2 separate regions of the Mus musculus genome follow, and region 2 is linked to region 1. The links are chromatin contacts, found by Hi-C or POLR2A ChIA-PET in ENCODE. All regions are on one chromosome and are shown on one strand. The core of a region is the stretch at or near the end of the contact, and the rest is flanking DNA. Distances in the headings are between cores, read along the strand shown. Region 1 holds the start of Kdm3a (lysine (K)-specific demethylase 3A). Region 2 holds the start of Thnsl2 (threonine synthase-like 2 (bacterial)).

The links. Hi-C counts contacts between places; a loop is a spot of excess contacts on that map. ChIA-PET counts read pairs that join two places held with the same protein, here RNA polymerase II (POLR2A).
Region 2: a loop to region 1 is called in a map of heart, with 3 times the contacts of the local background. The contact joins the promoter of Thnsl2 here to the promoter of Kdm3a in region 1. A Hi-C loop is called at or near these places in 1 of 37 maps with a recorded cell type or tissue (heart). POLR2A ChIA-PET finds 5 or more read pairs at or near these places in 1 of 5 experiments (embryonic stem cell).

The regions. Positions count from the first base shown.
Region 1 is chr6:71,630,256-71,635,549 of GRCm38, forward strand. It overlaps Kdm3a (lysine (K)-specific demethylase 3A), which reads right to left and starts at 2,662. Exons shown (of 27, transcript NM_001038695.3): 1 at 2,583-2,662; 2 at 2,242-2,324; 3 at 1,801-2,016. The coding sequence starts at 1,986.
Region 2 is chr6:71,141,006-71,145,903 of GRCm38, forward strand. Thnsl2 (threonine synthase-like 2 (bacterial)) reads right to left here and starts at 3,375. Exons shown (of 9, transcript NM_001033929.2): 1 at 3,286-3,375; 2 at 215-449. The coding sequence starts at 437.

The sequences.
Region 1 (5,294 bases), core at 1,412-3,911:
AAGATCTTTAACTTTACATGTGAAATCCAACAGGCCCTTTGTCATAAAAGAAGGAAACCTAGGCTCCTGTCAACTTCCCAAGAACTAAGGACGATAAAGTTTAAATATTGTTCCCATTTAGATCAGATCAAATAAATGTACTACAATTTCTTTTTTAACTTGACAGGAAAAACAAAACAACAAGGAAAAAAACCACAACCATGATTGAAATCTGGTACACAAAGCCTGTATTAGGTAGAAAGGTAAAAGCCTAAAGCAAATAGGTTGGTCATCTGCATACACCTATCTCTAAAACTTGATTTGGTAAAATAAGTGGAATGGAGGAGAAAAGCTATGTTTCAGAGTATAAGCAGAAGCAGCATGGCACAACTCTGACCAAGCAGTATGATGGCTAAGGGGGACATCCCTGCAGGAAAACTCCCTGGATATGTTAATTTCTAAGGATGGGGTCCATAGACTACTAAAAACTCTGTCTTCCTAGATACAAGTTAACGTGGGATCAACAGCAAACAGTACTTTGTAGCCTAATGTGCTGCTCTAAGGACCAAATAAGAGTATATTTGTTAGTGATCACTATGATGCTTGCTGTGGTTAAGTGCCCAGTGGTCACTTTTAGAACATGTAGACAAGGCACATGGTGGAAACTCTGAAAACACATAACCAAGTAACCTTTTCCAATGATCCTCTCAAGACTCGTGATGGTGTAGGCATGCACTGTCAAGCCTGAGCTTAAATGAAGTGTTTCAGAAATCAACATTTAACTGACAATGGCTAAAACCTGCTTCCTTTAAGTAGTTTTCAAGAAAAGGGCAAAAACACAGAAGATTCCGAGGCATGTCCATTACTCAGGGTAGAAATAGTCTGTCCTGACAAGCTTCCTGGAAGTTATTATCACTATGGAGCCTTTGTTAGGAATCTTTTTTCAGCTGATTTTTGCACAAGGAGTCTTTGTGGGCACAATGGCTTCCTCACTGGTTATTTCCCTACTATTTTTTCACACCAATATTTGTATCACAGAGTAGGATTCATTCCTTTCAAAAGATCTAAGTGAAAAAGGTTCCAGAATGTGTTAACTGGTCATGCAAGTTCCATTTCTCCCCTTCCTTTCAAACACCCTATACGGGACAGCTCCACCCAAGGCTTCCATATATGGCTGTAGCCACACCAACCCATCCTCATTAACAACCGGGGACCTACTCCTGCCTCACTAACCATACCTCAGCAAATACCCACCACCAGAACAAGCCAAACAAAACTAAATAGATAAACACAACTAAGCTCCTTCCCTTACATTCACACTTCACTTCCAAGTTGTAAAGTTTAAAAAGTTGAATGAAGAAATAAAGAGGAACACCATCATCTGAAATCATCTTTTTTGAAAGCACTTTCAAGCTAGCCTTCAATGATTCTAATTGTCATCCACTTCTTTAACCTATTACTAATAAACAATACGCCTCCCGTTGGGGGCATAATCAGACTGTCCCAGGGGACCCAGCGCCTGCATTAATGAAGCATGTCTGAACAATCCTAAACCCATTATTAATCTCAGGCCACTGGAGCTCTAGGTCAAACACACCTTGACACTACACCCCATTTCAAAGACTTTCACGGTCTAGAGTTCTGTACCTTCTGATCACCTGCCAACTTTCTAGTGGCCCATTTCAGAAAAGGGAGGGAGGGGCGCTCAACTGTCCCGTTACCAAGGTAACTGAAAACCGTCTGACTGCCCAGCCCCCAGAAGACGGTTTTGTTTGTTTGTTTAGGGATTTTGTATTTTGTTTTAGTCTTTTTGTTTTTTACCTTCAAGTCTTTCTTAGTAACGTCGGTGTGGGAAACAGCTCGAATGGTCCCCGACAGCCAGGGCCACTCGGCAACGCGCTCCAAGTCCCAGTTGTCCTGGCCGCCTTCGTTGCCTTCGGCTGCGGACAGACTGAGGAATCGCTTCCCCACCAATACTGGCCAACTTTCTCCGAGCGTGAGCACCATGGTTTCCACGCCAGCAGGAAGGGCTCCTCCCTGCAGAAGGCACAAAAACAAAATGCGATGGGGGGCGGCCGAGGTCGGAGGCGGCCCGAAGAGACGAAGCGCCGACAGGGACCGGTGGAGTGACACCCCCGCAGGTGGACTCCGCGCCCCAAGCTGCCACCCGCGCCTCCCCAACCCCCCAGCACTCCCCCCCGCAAACACCCCCCCGAGTGCCGCGTGACCCTCTCGCCCCAACAACTTTCGCTTTTTCCAAACCTTTCAAAGCTGGACACTGAGAGAGAGAAGGGAGGACTGAGCCGCGGCGCCAGTGCTTTTGCCTAAGTGTTCGTCCCCTCGCCCTGTTAAAGAAAAGGCTCCCTCTTAGTGCCTAGGGCCCGTCTCAGCGACCGATCCCCGCCCCGAGCGGCCTCGGAGCCGCCGTGGACTCGCTCGCGACTCGACACTTGCCGCGCCCCCGCCCCCCGCTTCCGGGCCGCCGACTCGGGCGCACCCCCGCCCGTCCTGAGCCTTGAACCGAGAAGACGCGGCGACCGCCCGCGCGGGTCCTTCACCCTTCTCCCTCTGTCTCCCGCAGCCGAGGCCCGCGGAGCGCTTACCCCGCCTCCCGCCTCCCTGAGTCACCCACGACGGCGGCAACAGAGCCCAGCCGCCCAGCCGACTCTAGCTCTGACTTGGTTCAAGAGCTCTCTCTCACAAGACACGCACAGCCTCCCGGACCCGCCCCCTCGGAGCCGCTGCCACCGATGATTGGTTGAGTCGCGGGGGATAGGCGGGGCAGCCTAGGAAATTCTACGTTCCTATTGGTTATGCTGAAGAGGGCGGGGTGAGGAAAAAAAACAATTCCTTGGCTGCCTCCTCCCTTCCCCCCGCTCTCAGCAACGACTCGAAGCCGATCCCCCATTAAAGCGCGCAGAACGCGGTCGGTAGATCCCTCCGCCGCAGCTCCATTCTTCCATTTGTTGCCTCGCGCTATGCAAAAAAGTCCCGCCGAATCGGTTATCGACTTTGAGGCCAGAAAGAAAATCGCACAGGCTCACAGATAAGACTGAATGGGGAGACCCAGGATCATGAGCGCCTATTGGATTGCACTTGAAGCGCGTAGGCTGTCGAGCGAAGACCGACCTTCCACCAGGCGGAAGAATCTCACGGGAAAGGGGCGGGGGCGGTGCACAGCCTGCGGGGGAGGGACAGCACTGGGACGTGCGGTTTCAGGCGTACGCAGTTAGAGGGGGAGGAGCGACTAGGCTCTGGGGGCTCCTGCGCACGCGCCAGAAGGGGCGGACTCTTGGAGCTTGGGCTGATGGGTGAAATGGCCGCTGGAGGCGCAGGCGCACGTGGTACTGATCATGACTGTCTAGGTCCGCCATTTTGAAGGATAAATGAAGAAAGGCATTGAGTTGCTGGAAAACGATGTTCATTAAATCTAGAGGCAAACCATCTATTCAAAACTATGTGGGATGTAGGTTTTTTAAAAAGAAAATGTAAAGTGGATATAAGATTTTTGAAACAACAAAGAAATTGAGAAAGTAGATGGAGTTGATGATAAAAGTGATAATGAAAGAGGTGACTTTGAAAGACAAAGGAGAGAAAAGATGGTTTTATGGTTTGGACCAGAGGATTCTTGGTTGAATCAAAAAATGAAATGAATAACTGAAGACTTCTTTATGAAGCCTGGTGCTTAATCTAACATCACACTTAATCTTTATTATAAAATGAATGGAAATTTAGTTTTAATAGTGTGAAAATGAGAATTCAGAAAAAATTCAAAATGTATAAGGGAATGCTATACAATGCAAATTAGTACCAGATGTTTATTTTGAAAAATATTTGGTTTGAATGTATGACAACAGAATGTTAAAGATTAAATAATGCTGAAGTTGAATTAAACTGAATTGGATTTATTATATTCAAACCATTAAGAGGTGGGAAATGGAATGAAGGAACCTATCCACTTCATCAAAAGGCAGAAATGGAAACAAGAAAAACAAAAGGAAGAAGAAGAAATTATGGTTAAAAATAAAATGACAGGAATAAGTCCATTTATATTTACAATAAATATAAATGGGTTAATTTTATAAATAAACATGGAGAGGTACTTAGTATTTAAAAAAATTTTTTTGGCATAAGAAAAGTACAGCATAAGAAACTTGAAACTATTAGGGTAAAATTTTTATAAGACTAATCAAAGGAAAGCTACATTGGCATCTTGTACAGTTATACATTATTTAATACGAGGGATATATTCTGATAAAAGGTTGTTAGATGATTTCATTACATTGATAACATAGTGTCCTTACAGAAATTACCAAGTCACTGAGAAAAACTTATGGGATCACCACTGTATATATCACATGTCACTTGCCATAATGTTGTTATATGGTATATGACTAAGAGTAAAAGCATAAAAAGAAGAAATATATTAATAAAGGATTGGGTCTATAAAATACATTATTGAACTATTCAAACTGAAGATATGAACTAAGTTAATAGTACTAAACAAGAAAGTTTTGACAGCTTATAATCACAGTAAATGCTATAAATCCATTTATCTCAGAAATAAGCAGTTTAAATTTTTAAAATGAGAGAATGTGGAGGACTTAGATCACATAACACATAATTTGGAAAATAACAGGCATAAATTCTACTAAAACAAAAGACATTTTTGTTTTAGGCATAAATTCTACTAAAACACACACATGACTTTTCTGTTTTATTCATGATTCCAGAACCAAGAAAAGTTGGAGAGATATCCAGTGTACTTTATGAACTTACAAAGTCCTATTACTAAATCTGAACAACAACAACAAAAAAACAACAAAAAATACTTACATAGATGGAAAGTTCTTTTATTTAGTAGAGTTACTAGAAAACAATCATGGTTTTTGCTGTTAACTATAATCATTATATAAAATAATGGATTTTATTTGAACATTTTCATATGTAATCCATTTTAATAATATTCTTTCCCATATTACCCTCTCTTGTTTTTCATTGCATTCCTGATAGCCAGAGATGCCAGAAACATTAAAAGGACATTGAATGTTCATGAGCTTAAAACTTTTATAAGCTTCCTAGAAACCAGTGTGTGAGTATGTATATGAGTATGTGCCTGTGTGTATCTTGAGAAAACTGCTAACAAATATGGACTGGAAGAAAGGATAAGATCACTTATTTTAGTAGTCACATCCAGTGGATGTGGGAAGAAAAATGGAAATAATTTAAATGTACTTCAATTGGAAAATAAATAAATGAATAAAAAGAACAAGGCACGATGGCTCCTTTACCCACTGATCTCTGCACTTGGAAAG
Region 2 (4,898 bases), core at 2,125-4,624, 490 kb before region 1:
AAATAATTATCAAATTTCAGTAGGTCATTTTGTCTTCATCTCACTGGAGGAAAGGCAAAGGAACTGAAGAGTCTACTTCTGAAATTCTAAAATCAGGAAATAATCTTACAAGGTTTGAGAAAGGCAACTAGGGATTTTCTAGGAGTTGGGTAATGAACTTGCAACTCAGGGAGGGAGTATGTGGCACTGAGTTGGGGTTGGGGGGTGTCCTCACCATTTAAGTCATGTCTTGGAATAAGCTCCAGACCAATGAAGAGAGCACACAGCTCCTTCACCAGGCTGCGATAGGACAGCGTGCTCCAGTGACGCAGGGTCTCTTCGTCCAGCCTAGGGAGCTCCTCTGGCATATAGAGGCCCCCATCTGGTGCATAACCAGAGAAGAGGGCCCCCTCAAAGTTGACCCGTGGGGCCATTCCCCGGGTGCTAGTGTACCACATGGTCCTGGAGCCCTGCAAAGAGAGAGTCTCAGAGGCAGCTGGTCTTCAAGCTTCCAGCACCCCACAGGAAGAGGCTAAGTATACGGAGTCCTCTGACCTATCCTCGGAGCCACCACTCACTGGGATATGTATCTCAGACACGGTGATGGCAGCCCTAACCTGAGTCTCAACTCAGCTTTGTCAAGTCTTGTGTAAATCATGATCCTTCTGGTCCAAACAGACAATTCCACTGAGTGTCCTACCTTGAGGTGTGGGTATTGGAGTCTGCTGGGCAAAGAGAGTCACAGCTCTTACCAGTAACAAAGAAAACCTTGGAATGGAGAAAGATCATATCAATAGCAGGTAGCTGCCATTTTGACAGGCTTCTTGGTAAAGAAAAGACCAGAACACCTGACTGGCAAATGCTGGTGTGAATGTGGGGGGAAGGGAACATTTATTCACCATTGGTGGGAATGCAAAGTGGTTTAGACACTATAGAAGTTTGTGTGGAGAGTCCTCAAAAAGCTTGACATGGATCTATCATATGATCTAAATAAACCATTCCTGGCCACATTCCCAAAGGACTCTATATCCTACTACAGAGATACTTGCTCACTCATCATAAATGTTCTACTCACAATACCCAGGAAATGGAGACAACCCACATGAATGGATAACTGGGAGTCAGTTTTCTTCAGGCTTTCGGAGGCTACACACGCTCCAGTAGATGGCCCCATGCCCATGTACTAAATAATCTCAGTGGGGTTTCTTGTTTATTTGTTTTTAAGCAAGAGACCACATAAAGTTGGGAGGGGAAACAGTGGGGAGGAATCAGAGGGCATGGAATAGGGATCAAAATACATTACATACATGTATGCATTATTTTTTTTAAACTGCAAGACCCATGTCCCAAGAAACTCCTTAGTCCTATACATACGATGGTTGGGCAGTATCACCAATAACTATTACCCTATCTTGTAGCCTAATTTAGAAGGCTAGCAGTGGATCCTACATACTGTCTTTGAAACTCTCTAGCCATGGCTAATTAACTCTGGCTCCCTGGCATGGATTCAGGGCCCTATGATCATTTGAATGGGACAGAGATTACAGCAGAGTTTATAGTTTCCATGGTTAAACCTGTCAACTTGACTACACATAGCTCCCAATACCACTTAGGCATTTCTGCACCCCTGCCCATAAGAAGGGGAAATCTGACATTGACCGAGAATCCTAGTTTCCCTTTCCTTCCCTTTGGCCTCCCCTGACCCTGGAAATGGAGCCCAGGCCTATCCTAGGCAATTACTCTGCCACTAAGCTCCACCTCCAGGCCTGAAGTTGTGGCTTCCTCCTCCAGGTCTGTGACACTTGTGGGTCCACAGTGAGCTGACACACACCACTCTGCTGCCTACAAATGCACGTGCATTCAGCTTAGAAGCAAGGCTGTGCTAAATTATCAACCAGGCAGGTCCCACCTTTTGACATTGCAACATAACTTTGCTATCTACAAAGTTCAGGCCTCAGAATGGTGCCATCAAGTTATAAGAGCAAGAGATACATGAAATCACATAATGTTTTAAGTAAGCTTAGAATTTTGTTTTGGGCCTCCCTATTCATAGCTATTCTCAGTCACATGCATTAGACATGCCTGAAACCAAGAATATTATCAAATAGAACCAGGGTGGATAATGTAATGCTGGGCAATGGGTATAAACAGAAATGACGTTAGGAATCTGGGACACAGGAATCAGCCCACATAGGAGTCCATGACATGGGACATAGGCACAGCTGCTCAGAAGGCAGAAGCAGGGCCAGGAGGTCAAAGGCTTAGCAGTGCCTTCAGTAACTGCAGGGAGTTCTGGAATGCTGTGAACAACGTTAGAGCAAACTGCCCTGAAATCCTTGCTGCATAAGGATTCTGGACCTGACTAAAGGAAATGCAGCCAGGGAGTTCTACTGATCAAAGGGCTGGGGGTGCTGGGACAGGGCAGAAGCAGGTGGAGCTATGAGGAACATTTTTCCAAAGCCCTGTCCTTGGTCCTCGGTAGAATGGACCACATGATACCCGGGCACTGAGGTGGGGATTCTGCAACCCAAGAAAGACATGAACAAGGCACAGAGGTGAAGAAAGCCCGGCTTGAGCTAAGCATGTGCCAGAATAAGAAGATGGCTTGATTAGCAAACAGTCCCAAGCTTCTCACAGGATTAAGGGCTGTCGGTCGGTTCTGAAAGATCACTTCAAGGGACAGCGCAGAAAAAGCTACAAGAAACAGCTAACGACTTTTTTTTTTTTTTTTTTTTTAAGACTGTTGTGTCAGGGCTCTGGACTCAGATCTCCGCTGTACTTTACTGTGATAATTACTTTTTGGAACGTTTCTGGATTTTATTCCAGAGCGGAGACAGGGCAATAACCACGATAAATAATAACAGTAATCCCGCCTTTGGGGCGGGATTCGGCGCGGCGGTAGCGGAGGTGGGGAGGCATGGAGTCTCGCCCCTAGTGGTAGATCACTACTCCTGGATTGGAGTTTAAAGCAAGGCCTGGGAGGGCGGGCGGTGTACACCCGCTGGCGAGCTCGCCGAACCCTAAGACCCCATCCCTACCCTCTGAACACAGCGCACTGTCCTGAGTTTCCGGGTTACTCCCACACTGCCGAACCCTGGCTGCAGGAGAAAAACATGAGAAATCCTCCACCCGCGCGGGCTGCTAGGGCTATTGGGGCTGCTGCCATCCTAAGGCCCCAGCTGGCTTTAAAACGGTGGCCCGGAAGCCAAGCTGAGCTACGGGACCAGGACAGCAGCCAGAAATCTGACGTGTCACCGTGGAGAGCGCGGGGTGGGGGGCACGCAGCAGAGAACTGGGCGAGGTTACCGTAGGGGCGCGGAGCTGCCTGGAGACCCGAGTCCAGTGGGCGACGCGCACAGCTCTGACTTCCCTGAGCCGGAGGTTCTGAGTTTAAAGCCAAAGCTGGGGAGGAGCTCCTACAGAGGGCGGAGGAGGGGGAGTGGAGAAGGGACTTCGGGGAGGGGTAGAAGACAGAGCTTGGAAGACAGGAGTAGGGGGGTCGGGTGGGGGACAAGGCAGACACCGGAACACTAGCCTTTGTGTTCAATGAGTGCCTTTCAGACTCTGGATTCTCTTTTAGACTCATGATCTTCGCTGAGACTCGATAGAATAAAAGACGGTGACATTTTGTTCTGTTTTTATTTGTTTGTTTACTTATTGAGAGACCTGTCTCTATGTAGCTCTGGCCACTCAGGAGATTGTATGTAGAGCAGGCTGGCCTTGAACTCACAAAGAGATCTGCCTGTCTTTGCACATCCCTTTCCTAACTCCTCCACCGAGTGCTGGGATTAAAAGCTTTGTTTTGTTTTTAGATGAGAAATCAGAGGGCAATGTGGGAAGAAGGACTTAGCCTTCCACCATTCCATCCTTTGGCTTTCAGGATTCTGGTTTACATAAATCCAAGAGCCTGTGCTAAAATCCACCAGATGGGTGCATCATTTAGCTAAAAAATTCTTAATAGAACAATACTATCTATAGAAGCGTAAGTCTGACTCAGTTTCCCCCTCCCCTTCCTTTTCTCTATGTTCTCCCCCCTTCTTCATGGAAGCTGGTTATACAGTAAAGGATGATCTTGAAGTCCCGATCTTCCATCTCCATCTCCTGAGTGCTGACATTACAGACTTGTGTTACCAACGGCTTATGCTGGGAATCGAAGCAGAACTTTGTGTGGGCTCGGCAAGCACCTTACCAGTGGAGCTGCAGTCTCAGGCCCTAATTTATTTTTCAGGGAGGGAAAAAAGCAAGAATTTGGGGTATTTTTTTCTCCAAACATGATCAAATGTCCCAGGATTTACATTCACGCTCCAAGATAAACATAGGTTTGAAGATGGACCAGACAAGTACAGTCTAAGATTTATTCTTAGCCCTGGCCTTGGCCTGGTCTTTGCCTGTCTCCTTCCTCCTCCTGAGGCCTGTGCTTATTCAAGTTGCCTGCCGTCTAGTCCTCCCCTACACAGGCCATCCACTAGGCAACAGTGTGTGAAGCTGCCCCTGAGTAGCCAGCTCAGTCTCCTGGTAGAAGGCACTGAGAGACTGTCCCTGCTCAGGATATGGGATAGGCCTTCTGAGTACAAAATGGGCCAGGGACTTGCCATAGAGTTGACAGAGGTCAGAGGCACCAACCTATTGAGGGATACAGGTCAGCCATGGACCTTCTCCAACGTGTTTCTGTACTTTCCATGAGGTGCATTTAACCATTCAGAAGCCAGGAAAACTGGGACTCACAAAAGTCAGCAGTGTTTGTTACAGTGTTCCCAAAGAAATCGCATCCAAGGACAGCCTCCCTGCCTGGCTCAGGCAGGCCTACAGGACAGCACCACCCTGGGGCCCAGAGGGAGCCCAAAGTTCTTCTGTGAAGTGTACTTTGACTTCTCACCAAGGAGAGGAGCTAAAGGCTGGAGACAACTAAGTTAATCATT